Linked DNA regions of Homo sapiens: region 2 is linked to region 1. The links are chromatin contacts, found by Hi-C or POLR2A ChIA-PET in ENCODE. All regions are on one chromosome and are shown on one strand. The core of a region is the stretch at or near the end of the contact, and the rest is flanking DNA. Distances in the headings are between cores, read along the strand shown. Region 1 has its middle 120 kb from the start of CXCR4. Region 2 has its middle 160 kb from the start of CXCR4.

The links. A loop is a pair of places that touch in the nucleus more often than their neighbours do. ChIA-PET counts read pairs that join two places held with the same protein, here RNA polymerase II (POLR2A). Pooled maps may share reads with other maps.
Region 2: a loop to region 1 is called in a map of natural killer cell, with 4 times the contacts of the local background. The contact joins two enhancer-like sites. A Hi-C loop is called at or near these places in 4 of 168 maps with a recorded cell type or tissue (CD4-positive, alpha-beta T cell, CD8-positive, alpha-beta T cell, naive thymus-derived CD4-positive, alpha-beta T cell and 1 more), 2 of 37 single-sample maps with no recorded cell type and 12 of 50 pooled maps. POLR2A ChIA-PET finds 5 or more read pairs at or near these places in 13 of 52 experiments (CD4-positive, alpha-beta T cell, CD4-positive, alpha-beta memory T cell, GM12878 and 10 more).

What each region holds. Positions count from the first base shown.
Region 1 is chr2:136,233,509-136,241,068 of GRCh38, forward strand. No RefSeq gene overlaps it. Among named protein-coding and RNA genes, the nearest start is that of CXCR4, 120 kb to the left of the region's middle. RefSeq lists enhancers at 2,232-3,431, 2,528-3,028, 5,661-5,730. Within about 2 kb of position 4,888, at least 17 of the 41 ENCODE cell types and tissues checked have a DNase peak (open chromatin) inside an H3K27ac peak, as active enhancers do; they include CD4-positive, alpha-beta T cell, CD8-positive, alpha-beta T cell and natural killer cell, where a contact is called at or near this core.
Region 2 is chr2:136,276,996-136,284,555 of GRCh38, forward strand. No RefSeq gene overlaps it. Among named protein-coding and RNA genes, the nearest start is that of CXCR4, 160 kb to the left of the region's middle. RefSeq lists an enhancer at 5,272-5,773. Within about 2 kb of position 4,361, at least 3 of the 41 ENCODE cell types and tissues checked have a DNase peak (open chromatin) inside an H3K27ac peak, as active enhancers do; they include CD4-positive, alpha-beta T cell, CD8-positive, alpha-beta T cell and natural killer cell, where a contact is called at or near this core.

The DNA.
Region 1 (7,560 bases), core at 3,638-6,137:
TGTCTCTGGATCTCATCAGTTCCTCACCATTCTGGCACATAGCAGGATCTCAGTAACTGTGCTGTTGAAAACCAAATGCCAAGCCCTTTCAGAATTCTCAGTCTTTGTCTTTACTTCTCCCTCTGTGTGTTCCATACTCCATGGCCTAGTCCATTGTACTTGCCTCAGTCTTCATATTGTATGATCTTTTACTGTTGTCTTGTAAGCTTCACTCCTAGGCTGCAAGAGGCTTGAGGGCTGGGATGGGTCTTCACATTTAAAAAATCTCCATGGTTTAGCACAGTGCCAGGCAGATATAAAAAAACAAACTGAAGGAAATACACCAAAAAGATGAGATAATAGATGACAATAAAAATGTATTCTTCATACTTTTTCATATTTTCCGTTATTATTATTATTATTATTATTTGAGACAGAGTCTCACTCTTGTCACTGAGGCTAGAGTGCAGTGGCACAATCTTGGCTCACTGCAACCCCTGCCTCCCAGGTTCGAGCAATTCTCCCGCCTCAGCCTCCCGAGTAGCTGGGATTACAGGCACCCACTATCATGCCCAGCTAATTTTTGTATTTTTGTAGAGATGAGGTGTCACCATGTTGGCCAGGCTGGTCCTGAACTCCTGACCTCAGGTGATCCACCCGCCTTGGCCTCCCAAAGTGCTGGGATTACAGGTGTGAGCCACTGCACTTGGCCCATTATTTTATTTTATTTTTAATCATAAATAGTATTACTTAGAGAATGATAAAAACAAAAACAGTAAGTGGTATTTTTTTCGAACACTCAGGATCGGAGAGGATCTGAGAAGCATGCTGTACATGTTTCCACCCCAAGGCCAATGTAGCATCCTTGCCTTAGCTTCCAATGTGCAAGAACAGCTGGCTATTCCTAGGGCTTTCCCACAAGCCCCAGACACACTGTTGTGAGGGGCGGCCACGTGGGTGTCACAGCTGGGAACTGGTTCTACTGTGGCCTGTCCCTTTTCAGGGATTGATTTGGGCTGTGTTACGGTAATCAAGCACAAACCAACAGTTATGTGGGATGTCTTATATATACCAAATACCCCTGCAGCTGGAACGCACTCAATTATCTTGACTGCCTTGGGGCTGAGCTGAGTGATGCAGCCAGGCCCTGTGCTAGGTGCGAAAGTGACTCAAAGGAGCCAGGCTGTGTGTTTCATGCTGTTTAGCAGTTTGCAAGCTAGTTGGGCTAATAATATGTGTGCATTCAAAGCTAACCAATATCAGAAGGCAGTATTTAAGCTTCAAATGAGTTTCTAGGAGGTAGAGAGGGTAGGAGGGCTGTGTAAGAAGGTGGTGTTTTGAGATGGGACTTGACCCAGGGTCTCCAATGGTGGCGAAGAGGAGGCAGGCCTTCCAGGGAAGGAAACAGCTTGCAGAAAAGCCTAGCAGTGGGAGTAAGTTTGGCTTGTGTATTTCATTTAGGGGTGGTGGGGAACTGAGTGATGGATGGGGACAGAGAAGAAAATGTGCAGCCGCGAATGGGAAAGTGATGGAGACGTGGGTATAGGCCAGGTCTGGGAAGGTTGTGAGAGCAGGACAAAGGTGGAGCCATGAACTGGAAGGTGGTATGGGCCCTTGTGTGGCTCTCAGGGGAGGAGGTGCTCTAATGTAACCACTCTGGGCCACAGATTCTTCCCATATGTGGAAATGTGGTATGAACCCTGTTAAGAACATGGGCCATGGGTGAGATGCTTGTGTTTGATTCCTGGCTCCACATCGTATCACCTGTTTGAGACTCAATTTCCTTATCTGCAAAATGGTGATAATGAAGCCCCTTCTCATAAAATTGTTCTGAGGATAAAGGAGATAATCCATATAAAGTGTTTAGCATAATGTCTGGCACATTGCATGTGTCTAATAAATCGCTGTTTTATGCAAATGAATATTAGTACTTATTTCATCAGTATGGTAAAAATGGTAGTAAATCTAGAAAAACCAAATATCAAAATAACTGGAAATTATTCTATTAAGAGAATGAACTTGAGAATGCTTCAGGGAGATCTTTGTTGGAAAGTCCCACTCCAATTCTACAATTTGGCTCCATTTACTGTGGCTTAGCTTTTGTGAAATATTTATGTTGGCAGGTTACTCAACTATAATTTTTGTTCGTTATCCCTCTAAGCTTGGTGAGGAAGATTAGTCTGTTTATCTTATATTGCAGAAGACACATGTAGATATAAATGCACTGCCATTTAGTTACAACATCTCTTCCATTAGCATTTACCGTGGTTGTCAGCCAAACTTCTATGGGGTGGAGGGGAAGAGAAGGGGACAAAGGGGTCCGTGAGTGACGGTGGTTGGGCAATTTTATACTGTGAAGAAGAAGGTGGTGGAAAATTTGGAGGCACCAGGGTGGTTTCTGCTTTGCCAGACTTAAGACTCAGCCTTGGAAGTCCTTGCAGAAGATTAGGAATGACCAAAATTGCTAAAACAAGACTGGCAAAGCAAACCAAATACCTCATACTCTTTAAAATATTAGTCATTCCTTCGGATGCTATAGTTTAAATTCTCCCTAATTAAAATTAACAACCTTTGGGGGACATTTGAGTGCCATTATCAGTGGACTTCTTAGTGGAGAATTATTTTCCAAGCCAAAGGACAACACCCCCAAACTTGGCTGCTACTTGACATTCCTGTGTGCCGGACTTACGTGAGTCTTTTTAACTAATGACAATGGTGAGCTGAGAAGGTCCTCCAGGGGATATGACTCACAGTGACTCAGGTGCACCAGAGCCTTGATCTAGCCCTATTGTTTTTCGTCAATAGGCCTTTGCCATGATCCAGCTGGAATATCAGTGGAATTGAGCTGGTCATGATAGAAAGAGAGGCCATTCAATGCCAATGCTCTTGTGAGATGCCTGGTAGTGCCGGTTACCTCTGCAGTGGCTGGCCCTGGTCTATGTGTGCTGTCTAACCACATAGATGATGGTGGCAGTGCCTAATGGTCCAGGCAGATGGGGGCCTGAATGAGCAGAGGGAAGGCATCAAACACATCTCAGGGCACAGCCTTGACAACATCAGATGCCTCCTAGGTTCTTCTCATACATAATAATGAAACTTTTCCACAGCCCTGCAAAGCACTGGTTGCTGTTTCACATGGGACAAATGCCTGTGTTGACCCTCAATTCCAGCCCACGGAGCTGACCTCCTGTGTCTTCTTCACTACCCCTCTATAGGGCTTTTTACTCCCATTTGAGAAAAGAATGATGCCTCCATTTAGAAGGAAACATACTGCACCCCAGGCTGGGCCTTTTGTATTTGGCTCAAGAGCTGTGCAGTGTTTGTTTTTTCCCTGCCACACATCCATTTCCCCTTCCTTTAGAAGCAGCATTCTAGTTTTCCTTGGGGTCAGCATCCCTTCCTCAGCCTTAGCCAATGTGTGGGCCAGATAGAGCTGACCCCACCCTCTGGAGTACTGGCATATGTGTGTGACCTAGGTCCGGCCAGTTGGCATCATAGTGCTTGTTTCAGAGATGGACACATATAAGTCAAGCTGGACCGATGGGTATTAGCTCTGGGGTTTTTTATGTAACTATTGACAAAGAGGTGCTTGCTTTCCTCTGGGGCTGCTAACTTGGTAGGGTATAAAGTTGGAGCTGCTGGTAGATTATCTACATGAATAAATAAGAAGAGCTTGCCCAGAGAATAAAGTAAAACCAAGAGGCAGAGGGAGAGAGACATGTTCCTGAAGACAGTGTTTGAGCACCTGGGTACCTGAATGTGGATCGTTTAAAAAATTACACAAGCCAAATTAATAAGCTTTTTTGTCTGAACCATTTTGAGCTGGTGTTTTTGTCACTTACAGCCTAAATAATTTTGGATAATAAAAAGTTCATCAAAAAGGTGTACAATTAAATTTAGGAACTTTGAGGTTGCAGTGCTGTGATCCCACCACTGCACTCCAGCCTGGGTGACAGAGCAAGACACAGTCTCAAAAAAATTTTTTTAAAGGAACTTGTATTTTCCTGAGGACTGTGCCTTCACATATTGTCTGTGGTACTAGCAGTCTACCACCTACCCAGGGACCACAGAAATCTTGGGTGGCAGAAACGGGCAGTACTTTTACATCTCCGATACCTGTGGCTTTTGGCCACCTCGATTTTAGAGAAGAGAGTCATAGGTAATGTTTAGTTGAAGAACTTTCCTCAACCAATATTTTCCAGATAACTTATATTTTTCTTACTTGTTTTCTGTAATATTGAAAAAGTGTCCAGGCAAATACTGACCCTCTGGGCTATATAGAAAAGGTATAGAAATCATTCACTGGAATGTAAAGTTGAGTGTATTCTGAGCTTTAATGGATCTGAAACATTTCAGGAGAATATCACGAAGTTCTGGAATCATCATTTCAGCATAGGACCTTAGAGTCCTGTTCTGGTTGAACCTCTTTATCCCAGAGGAGAAAAGATTCAGAGAGACAAAGAAGTTTCGCTTAAGGCTCATGGTGAATATAGTTGCAGACAATCAGTACAAATGAAGAGGAGAGAGGGTCCTGCTGAATACCTCATAAAGACCAGAAACTAGACCCTTTGCTTACTGTATTATAACTCTTTGAACAGATTCCCAGCTGAAACCATCAGAAGAGATGATTGGACTCACTGCTGAAACATCCAGCAGTGTGGCCTAGCTTCAGGTAAAGATGGATCCAGGAGTTTGGAATCAAATCCTAAAGACAAAGTCTCTTTTTTTTCTCTGTGTTAATTGTGCTGCTTTCCTTTGTGTTGGTTTTAATTCCCCAGCAGGTTCTGTCCACATGGTAGCTTCTGGCAGCTGTTAAGATTTTGTGCTACCAGATTAGTAATTCCAGTTGATGAACAGCTTATATTTCCCAATAGTTCCAGCAGAATCTCAGGAGTCATGTTTGTGGGCTCCAAAAGGGTAACTCCTGAATCAGTCAGTATGACCAGGGGTTTGCTGTCAGCATCATGGGCCAACTCAAATCAGCTGAGTGGAGACTGAGAGTAGGGGAGGGGTGGGCAAGGTGAACATGCTGTTACCTGGAGGAGGAATCATTGCCAGAAACACTAGAGGGCCACTACTCTTACGATGGGCAAGGAGGAGGTGGGGTGGGGGAGGGCCAGAGATTTTCTTTCAGGAGCTAAATCCCAGGGCTTAGTAATGGTATTTGGCCTTAAGCCTGCAAATGGCACTTTCATCCAGCAATATAAGCCCTGAAGTTTTTCTCAGCTGCAGAGAAGAGGTTTCCAGGAGGGTGTCAGTTTGGCCCTTGCTGGTGGCCTGGCCTCTGCTAAACATCTCGGCCGTGCTCCTCCATTTTCTGGCCGTGATAAGGCACCCCGCCAAGCATATCTCAGACAAATATCTGTATTGTTTGTGGTGTGATTGTGACTTCCTGTCTTCCAATTTAGTTTTCTGCCTTACTTTTCACTGTCTGGGTCATTTGATACTACATCTGGCACTTCCTGTTTTTTAAGACTCTGACTCTAGTCATCTGACTGTAGAAAACAGAGGTCAACTTCTTCATAAGTGATGCCAGCTTTAGTCACTTGTTTTGGTATACTAGTTGAGATTTGCGTAAGGAAAATTGTCAGGTGTCTGCTGGTTTTCTTAGCCTCAGACACTTCCCTATTTATAAGTTTTTGTTTTTCAGACATTGGGACTTTCTCCCCCTTGTGTGGATGTGGTGGGAGTGGGTGATCTCTGCCCTGTCCCTACAAATAATTCAACGGTGGTTCTCTCTCTCTTAAGGAGAACTACCAGTCCCGTAGATGCAGCTCTAGAATGAGGGTGCTTTGGGCATAACAGGCTCAGCCATCCTTCTGGTGTCTCGCCCTGTCTCCTTTCCCATCCTTGGGTTCACTTCTCTCCCTTTTTCTCTTCACTTCAAAAGTGGTTAGCTCCAGTTAAATACCTGGAGTTGGGACAGCAGAAAAGCTGCTAAATGCAGATTTGCTTTTTCTCACTAAAGAAAGAGGAACATTTTAGTCACTAATTTTCACTTCATTTAACCTTTCTTTCCACAGAATGGCCTGACTTTTGCTGGAAGGGGACAAAGCCCTAAGACATTTATATCCATGAGTAGAACATTTATGATATCACTTACACAGCTTCCTGGCCTGAGCTTTTCCAGACTTAGCTTATATTTTAGTCAAAGTAGAGGGATGGATTTAAGGAATTGTCTAAGATAAGTGAGAAGAGAGGACATTTGTCCTACCTAAAGGCAATGGCAGCTTGTGGGTGTGGCGGGGGGAATCTATAAAAAACATCGAAACAGGCTGGGCATGGTAGCTCACGCCTGTAATCTGAGCACTTTGGGAGGCCAAGGTGGGCGGATCACCTGAGGTCAGGATTTTAAGACCAGCTTGGCCAACATGGTGAAACCCCATCTCTACTATACAAAAATTGGCCAGGCATGGTGGTGGGTGCCTGTAATCCCAGCTACTCGGGAGGCTGAGACAGGAGAATGGCGTGAACCCCGGAGGCAGAGGTTGCAGTGAGCTGAGATCGCTCCACTGCACTCCAGCCTGGGCGACAGAGCGAGACTCTGTCTCAAAAAAAAAAAAAAAGAAACAAACACTTGAGGCTTGACATTCTGCTCCTTCTCCATGTGAGGTCTTCACTGAGCAAAAGCAATGGTTAGCTGTGGCAGCTGTGAAGAATCAGAGCATGGCTGTGGGTATGTTCCACCAGCATCTCCAAGGCTGTAGCTGGACTTCACAAAGGCTCAGTTTCCAGATGAGCTGCCTCTGACTGCCCTACTTCCCAGGGGCATGGGAGGTGAAGGCCAAATCTCCTCTCCTCTTCTCTCCTACTTTCACCTCAAGCAGTGGGACCACTGGAGCTGTGGAAATGTCTAGGCCTCCAGTGTTTCTGCCAATAGGGTCACAAGAGCAAGGAAAATCTCTTGTCTCTGAATTCTCCCTTCACTTGTCTTACCTGGGTGATGATGGAGGGGCATGTTGGAAGTCTGTCTGGCTAATTGTGTAAGAGTGTGTGTGTGTGTGCACGTGCACACACATACATGTGAGACACACATGCTCAGCAACATCCCAGCTCAGGCCTTCATATTCCTCAGTTAGAACTACAGAATTAAGTGCTTACCTTACCCATTGAAAGAGAGGCAATACTGCTCAGTGTCATGACTTAAAACAAGGGAAAAACCAACCAAATCCCAAACCAAACAAAAACTCCCTTGTTTTGTTGTAATGCTTTAAATGACCTCATTTCTTCTCCAAAGCCACCTCATGAGGTTGGAAGGACAGGCATCATGGATGGATGGGAGGTTTTAGATGGGGAGAGGGAAGGAACCCACCTGTCAGTGGGCTTCCACATCCAGCGTCAGTTTAGAAGGCCTGCATTTCATTTTTAGTTGACAAAAGAAACCAAACTGGCCAGGCGCGGTGGCTCACACCTGTAATCCCAGCACTTTGGGAGGCTGAGGTGGGTGGATCATGAGGTCAGGAGATTGAGACCATCCTGGCTAACACGGTAAAACCCTGTCTCTACTAAAAATACAAAAAAAAAAAAAATTAGTCAGGCTTGGTGGCGGGCACCTGTAGTCCCAGCTACTCAGGAGGCTGA
Region 2 (7,560 bases), core at 3,111-5,610, 43 kb after region 1:
CAGAATCTTTCCTGTGCTACCATATCTTTTTGATTCGATATGGATCTTTAAGAATTGGATTTCTCTCGGTTTAAGGCCACGAGAGCCTTTTGCTGGGTCCTTGGTTTAGCTAAGCACTCAGGGCCACTATCGCTGCCCTCTGTCACTCACCACCCCCAGAAAAAGGTGTTCTCCATGGACACATGGCAGGGAACAACACATACTGGGGCCTGTCGGGGGATAGGGGGTGGGAGGAGGGAAAGCATCAGGAAGAATAGCTAATGGATGCCAGGCTTAGTACTTAGGTGATGGGATGATCTATGCAGCTAATCGCCATCCGTGGCACACGTTTAACTATGTAACAAACCTGCACATCGTGCAAATGTACCCCTGAACTTAAAGTAAAAGTTGGAAATAAAAAAATAGAAAAGAAAAAGGTGTTCTCTTCAGTGAGGTTCATGTCAGACACCGCCTACATCGAGAAACCATATTTATTTCTTTTTACAAAGAGTATCATATTTTTTCACTATAAAACTCATTTTTATTATTGAATATTTGTTACCCTCAAAGGCTAACATTTTTCCAAAAATGAATATATCTCTCAATGTGCTTAGGTTGATAGTGGAGCCCTCCAGCCAAAGAAGCAGAATAACCAGAAACTCCTCAAACAGGGCCATGCCACCTCCCTTCTTGTCACCAATATTGCCTGTGGCCAGGTGTCCAGAGCTATATGGAAAGCCTCTTTGCCAGCCAAGTCTAATGCCTCTTCCCCCCGAATAAATTGCTTCTGCTTCTTCAGGGGGTCGTAATTATGTAAGACTCAATAATTATATAACAAATTGCTTTGAAGTGATTATTTAAATTATGCATTGGCAGGAATCGGGTATTCAACTATAATGAGCTTCATTGGTTATGAAAATGTCTTCTCTGAGCTGATACAATAACTGCTTCTGTCTGTTGCTGTTTGAAATATGGGCCAGCTGGAAGACTTCAAAAACTTAGATTGAATCACATTCAGAATATAAAAGACATTGTAAAGGGGTTGGCTCCCTTTGTATCTTCTGTTCCTGGGCAATAAGGGTCCTTAGCCTTGGCCACAAAATGGGGCTCTGATGGGGCTTCCTGCTAGGACAGGTGGAGCTGGTGCCCAAAGAACCAGATCAGTACAAGGCTAGGGGGACTGTAGCTTTCCAGCAGGAGTTCCCTTGGCATGAAGAGCTTGAGGGGGACCTAGACCTCCAGGCATCTGGTCCCCTTTCTCCTCCCTACCTGCTCAGCCCACTTGGAGAAGGAGATGTGTGTTTAGTGGGCTCTGTGCTGTGCTAACCCTCCCACAGCTTCCCTGAAGGCTGCCGCTTAGGGATGGCGGATGCTGGGAGTGTGTTGGAATGCCTGTTCCCAGGTGAATCATTACTATGTGGAGCCCCAGCAGGCTGGAACAGGCTGGCATGGTCCAACGCAGAGGAGTAGGAGGAGCCCAAACCCCTCAGCCCATGAACTTGCCTCTCTCACACCCAGAGCACCTGGACCAACCAGGAGAAGACCTTCGAGATGAACCTCTAGCAGCCAAAGGCATTCAGGTTTTACCAGAAGGGCCTCCAGGAAATCTTGACAAATAAGGGCTATGTTTCTGGCCATCGTGGCCTCCCTAGGCCAAGCATTGGCAAACTTTTTCTGTAAAAGACCAGATGGTAAATATTTTAGGCTTTCCAGGGCCCGGACTTCTCCCTCTCATATTCTTTGTGTTGTTGTTTAAACAACCCAGTAGAAATGTAAAAACAATTTGTAGCTACTGGGCTGTAGAAAAATAGTCTTCAGGCTGGATTTGGCCCCAAGGCCAGAATTGCTATATCCCTGCCTGGTGCAGTGGATTCCGTGATAAACCACTGGATTTTTCTGCTGTCCATGCTGAAGCCATGGAGATCTGATGGTGGGAAGCCAGCTTTGAATTTCAGATCTGATAGCTCTTCTGGAAAAAATGGAAAAGGATCGAACAGCCACATGCCCATCTCAGATCCTCTGATCCTGCAGCTGGGGTAACTCCATTCTCTTAATGCCCGCAGCTCCTGTAGAGCCTTCTTGGCAGTCAGTATTTACTGCCTGGCATTTGTAAGGATCTTTTCAGGTATACTAGAGCTGTATACATCTGCCTACACCCACCCACCCACTCCAAGAGTCCCTTGAGGGCAGAAGTGGCAAGCTTTCAACCACTTCATCTCTGGCCAGCACCGAGAACAGTGCCTGGGACCCTTGCAGTAGATATTGTGCTGACTGAGTGGTGTCTGATGCCCCCTGTGTGTTCCTCTTTTCCCCTTTCCTGCAGTGAACCCCAGGAAGTACAGAAGGTTAAGATATTTTGTGCATTGTGGGGTGTTTGGCAAGGTGTGGCCATGCAGGTGTTTGCTTAGACCTCTCTCTTGGTTCTCTGTGTGTTTCTCTAGCAAAACACATAGCAGCCTTTGTGATCTGCTCACCAAGAGTGGAATGTGGCTGCCCCTCAGTTTGGAGGAAACCAGAACCCCTGGGCCAGGCTGTGGCTCCAGTCTGAACACAGGTTCCTCAGATCTGCTGCTCCTCAGCTTTCTGGGATCACTGGTTGAGAAGCCGGGATTGCTTTGAAATCAGAAGCCTGACTGCTCCTTCCCAAGACTGCATTCACCTGTTTGGACCCAAGTGTATTGCGATTGGCTTCACCCTGTGCTTGTGGAAATGTCTGTATTTGAGCCTTAGCCTAGGGGTTCTCATTCAACTCAGGATATTTTGTTCTCTCTTGGAGTAATTTAAGGATTATTTCCTCTCTGAGATTATCTTTTTAGATGGCAAGATTTTCAGAATCCTTTCGGTTGCTAGCAATGGAAATCACTGACTTAACTGGCTTGAAGGGCAAGCAGCATTATCTCACATAGCAAGAAATCCAGAGGCGGAGTGCTGCAGGTGTGGTTAGTTCAGTGGTTCCATCTTGCCATTAAGGAAGAAGCTCTTTCTTCTCTTTGCTGCCATACTTAGTGTGTTGGTTTAGGCTTTGCATGAGCTTTCCTCATGGGTGAAAAATGCCTGTCACAGCTCCAGGTGGTGCATCATCATGATCACATCCAAGGGGAGAAAAGGGACTGTTTGCTCTCGTGCATCTTTGGTCCACAAGAAAAATTCTTTCCAGAAGTCTCTTACCGACTTTCTGTCATTAGCCATAAGCATGTCCTAGGTCTATGCCTAAATTAATCCCTGATATGATGTGTGAATCACCACAATGGTTTTAGATCAACCATGTCTCATCCTCTGGAACTGGGGCCAGGGTTCCTGGGAGCACAAGGCCCTACTGAGGAGTGTAGCCACCTGCATGACATTGGGGTTTTGTTGGGAGAAAAAAGAAAGGGAGCACCCAGCACCCATCAAAGTGTCTAGTACAGCAAACATTCCCCAGAATCTTTCCTCCTTGAGATGCTGAGGGACACAGAGCCTTCTGAAGTTCTATTAATAAAAGAGAAGTTTTAGAGAAGGCTGCTTGGAAAACTCCTATGGGAATACTGTGAGCTACTCCTTCTTGCCCCATCCTGCTTTTAGACAAGAACCATGGGTCTGTCTAATCCCACCTTAGTATATTGGCTTTGAAGACAGCTATGACAGCCATTGTTTATTGAGCATCTACTCTGTGCCAGGCATTGTGGGAGGGGCTTTGCACATATGGCTTCTAATCATGCAGCTACACTGGCAGGGCTGCGTTATTGTCCTTATTTTACAGATTAGGGAACTGGAATCTAGAGACGTCGAGTAGCTTGCCTCTGGCTGCACGGTCTGTATAGGGCTGAGCCAGGAGTCGGCAAGCACTTTTAAAGCATCTGCTTTGATCTAGGCACTGTACTAGGTGATGAGAATGCAAAAAAGAATCAAATATGGTTCCCACCATCAGGGAGCACATAGACATAGCCTGTCCCTTCTGGAAGGTCACCCAGTATAACTAAATATGTGTCGCTTGTCCAGGCTGGAAAACATCTTTGGAAGTGTGAGGAAATTAGGCAGTGTCTTGTGCCTTCTACCTAAAGACCTCCTGCCTCCTGTCAGGAAGCCTAAAGCTTTGCTGAATAGCTTGGTAAAGGAATTAGGAGCATGGGCTTTGGTGCCAGAGTGTGTGAGTTCAAATCCCATCTCTACCACTTTCTGGCTGGATGATTATAAGCAAGATACCTTGTGGGCTGCTACGAGGTAAAATGAAAGAGACCTTGTGAAAACACAGGAGAAGAGCTTGGTAACAGTTAGCAGCTGTTATTACCAATTTACGTTGCTCTTCAATGCACTTTCTTATCAGGTAAGATATCAGAGGCCCAACCTCCTAATCCCCTTAGTCTCTTAGCATTTTGCACCCTCCCCCAGGTTTGGGCATTGATGTCATAGGCTGCAGCTTGTAGATTGCTCCAGGTGGTGCCCGGCACATTGAGCTGCTTGATGCTAGCTCTTTAGTGTGAATGACAAGCTTGTCAGCCAGCTCTTACTGCAAGTGTGATTTCCTCCTGTGTGATGGCTGCACAGGGAGGCGATGGAACAGAAAATGAGCACCTCTCTTCCTCTCTCAGGGCACTCTTTGGCTTCCCCATGCTGGGTATAAATGAAGCTGCCTATGCTGAGAGGCCTGGGAAAGCCTACTGCTCCCTTCTAATGGGGAGATGGGACCCAGTGGGCAAGAAGGCAGGCAGGGGAATCCTCACGCCTGGCTCTTGTCTCTTGTCACAGACTTGAGCTGTGGCACCAGGAAGTCCCCTTGCCTAGGTTTCCTCTCCTGTGAACTGGGAGGGCCTTATCAGCCTGTAATCTCACTGAAAAATCCCCTTTGGGGGGCGGAAATGGAGATGGGTATCTGAGAAATAGGGCAGCCCAGACCTGCCTCCAAGGCAGCTGGCCCGAGATACCCGCCCGAGGAACCCGCAGGCCGCAGGCTCTGCTGGGCGTGCTGGACCTTGTCTGCATCCCTGTCTGCTCTGCAGCTTTCGACGCAGCTCATCCATCTGGAAAACTGCCGTGGGATGCTGCTGCCCAGGGGGCTGAGGGGTCTCATCGATCTTGGGGAAATAATTAAGGCCCGCAAAGCCTTGCCGGGCTCTATCGGTGCAAGGTGCTATTAAGAACAAGATAAAAGCTTTGAGCCTTGATTGAATCTGGAAAACAAGGCCCATGCAGGCATTTTTCTTTGTCATGGTGTCAAAGGAGAAGGGAGAGTCCCAGGGAAGAAGGAGGAAGATGAAGGAGCAAAGGAGAAAAGACAGTTTTTGAGACAGTAGACAAGAGCCTTGGGAAAAAAAAAAAAGCAAAACCCACTAAAATTGCCTGTGCTTTTTGCTTTCTTTCTTAAGGGGACACTGTGAAAGAGGAGTGGCGGCTTTGAAGGTGACACCACACGCCACCTTCTCCTGTTTGTCCCCAGTGTCTCAGGTGAGCAATTATCACCATCATTCCTGCAGAGGGAGTTTGCTCCTCCAGCGGGAAGTCCGACTGTGTTCCTTGTGGTGGTGGCCTCCTTGCCCCTGGCTCAGGGTCTTTGTTGCTTTCTTTCTTTCCTCTTGTGCATTGCTTTGCTCAAATGTTTGCAGGAGGAGGGTCTGCTCGGAGGCCAGGCCAGTGCTGGGCGGCCCCCTCCTTCCTTAGAACTTTATTGTGCTTTTGCTCTCTTTTTACTGCTTGGCTGCAACAAAGCCAGCTCTCAGGGCTGAAATCCAGCTGAGGAGATCTGATTTCTCAAAAGCCATTTTGATCTTTTCACTTCAAAGGTAGGTTTTTTCACGCCCGAGCCCCAGTTTGGTGGCCCCAGACCTGCCCTTTTGGGCTGTGGGTCTGGAGGGACCTGTGGTCTCTTCTTTACATGCTGTTGGGAGAGCCTGGGGTCCTGGCACTGGGGCTGCCCAGTGCCAGCCCGGGCAAGCCTCCGATGTAGGGAGATTTGTCCTTGATGTCCCTGGTCTCCAGCACCCCTGATGCCCTGCCTTTTCCTTCTGTCTGGCTCAGCCCTATACATCTCCCAATTGCCAAAGCCCTTCTGCTCCCCAATCCCCAGTCATCTTATGAACATTGGCTCTCAGGAATGAAACTGACCTTCGGGGTCTTCTTCGGAGGACTTCCTTGAGAGCTCCCACCTCCCAGCCACCCTCCCCCACCCAAGGTGCCTTTCCTCAGGGGCCCTACTATATTCTGTAATGCTCGGTAAGTTCCCTTATTCAGTTCCCACCACATTTTGCTTAATTATCCTTTTTCCTCCCACGACCCTCAGGAGATCATGAGGGCCTTGAATAAAGGAGCTGTTATTCCCCCATATGCAGTCCCAGTGTCTAGCACAATGTCAAGCACATAGTAGGTTCTCAATGCATGTCCAGTGCATTAGTGAGTTCCTTCCTACAGCTCTCTCAAGCTGTCCTAGGGGTTGCTGAGGCAGCTCAGGGGCAAGCCAGCTTGGTGGAAGGAGAAATGGGCAGGCAGGTGGGGGGAGAGAGACAACATTTATTCTGGATCGCCTCCAGCCCATCAGGTAATTTCCAGACCCAGCCCCTGCTTTGTCCACAGCAAGTTTACTTTCATTGATTTTATAGTTCTATGTGCATATAACATTATAAATATTATGTCTATCACATGTGATAGGCAATAATATAGTGTATATGTAATATTCATATATGTATAATATAACATGTCATACATATGATATAGTATGACGTGTACAAACATACATATACAGATTTTTTTGTGAAAAGGGTTCTGTTTAAAAATTAGTTTAAACATCGAGGTCTTGAGCTTTTCATCTAAGGTCTTCTCTCTCCCGGGGGCATTTGCTTTTGAAGTTGTTACTCATTACCGCTTGGACAGTGGAAAGCTTTGTTCTGATTGAAGATGTTTTAGGCTTTTACCTAGTTGATGAAAGCATTGCTTTTCGGATGGTGACTTCTTTCCATTGTACCTACCACCCATCTCCCCCATACATCAGCAATCCTGGCTGGTATTGAGGAATGAAGAAGGGCATTGGATTCTCTGAGGTCACGAAACTATTAATGTTATTTATCTCAGATGATTTTTGTTGTTGTTGTTTGGTTTAGAATCTGGCCAGATGGGAGGCCAGGGTTGACTGGGTTGCTGTAAGGAGGCATTGGAGTTCTGGCCTCTCTCACTGGCCTGCTAGGGGGCAGCTGGCTTTTTCAGCTCTCCACCCACTTTCCTCTGAGCTGCCCCGCTCCCATTTAGCACCCCAGTGACAAGCACCTCCATTACTGTGCTTCCTAGATGCTGGGCCTCCTTCCATGAGGGGTTCCCCTGGGCCTGCCCTTCCCAGCACAGGAGTCCAAGTGCCCACCTTTGGTTCCTGATCAAACCCCACTGGTCTCTGTTCCAAGGTGGGATAGTGGCAGAACACTGAATTAGGAGCTAAGAACCAGGTACTGAGTCTTGAATTACTCACCATCTGTGGGACCTAGGGTTCATCACTCATTCTGGAGTCTCAGTTTGCTAGCAGGTTAACAGCCATAATCACCCAGCCTTCCTACCACAAGGAGAGGCTCATCTGAAACCCTAGATTGGTTTTTCTTAGGTTTCCTGCAATTAAAATCTTCTGGG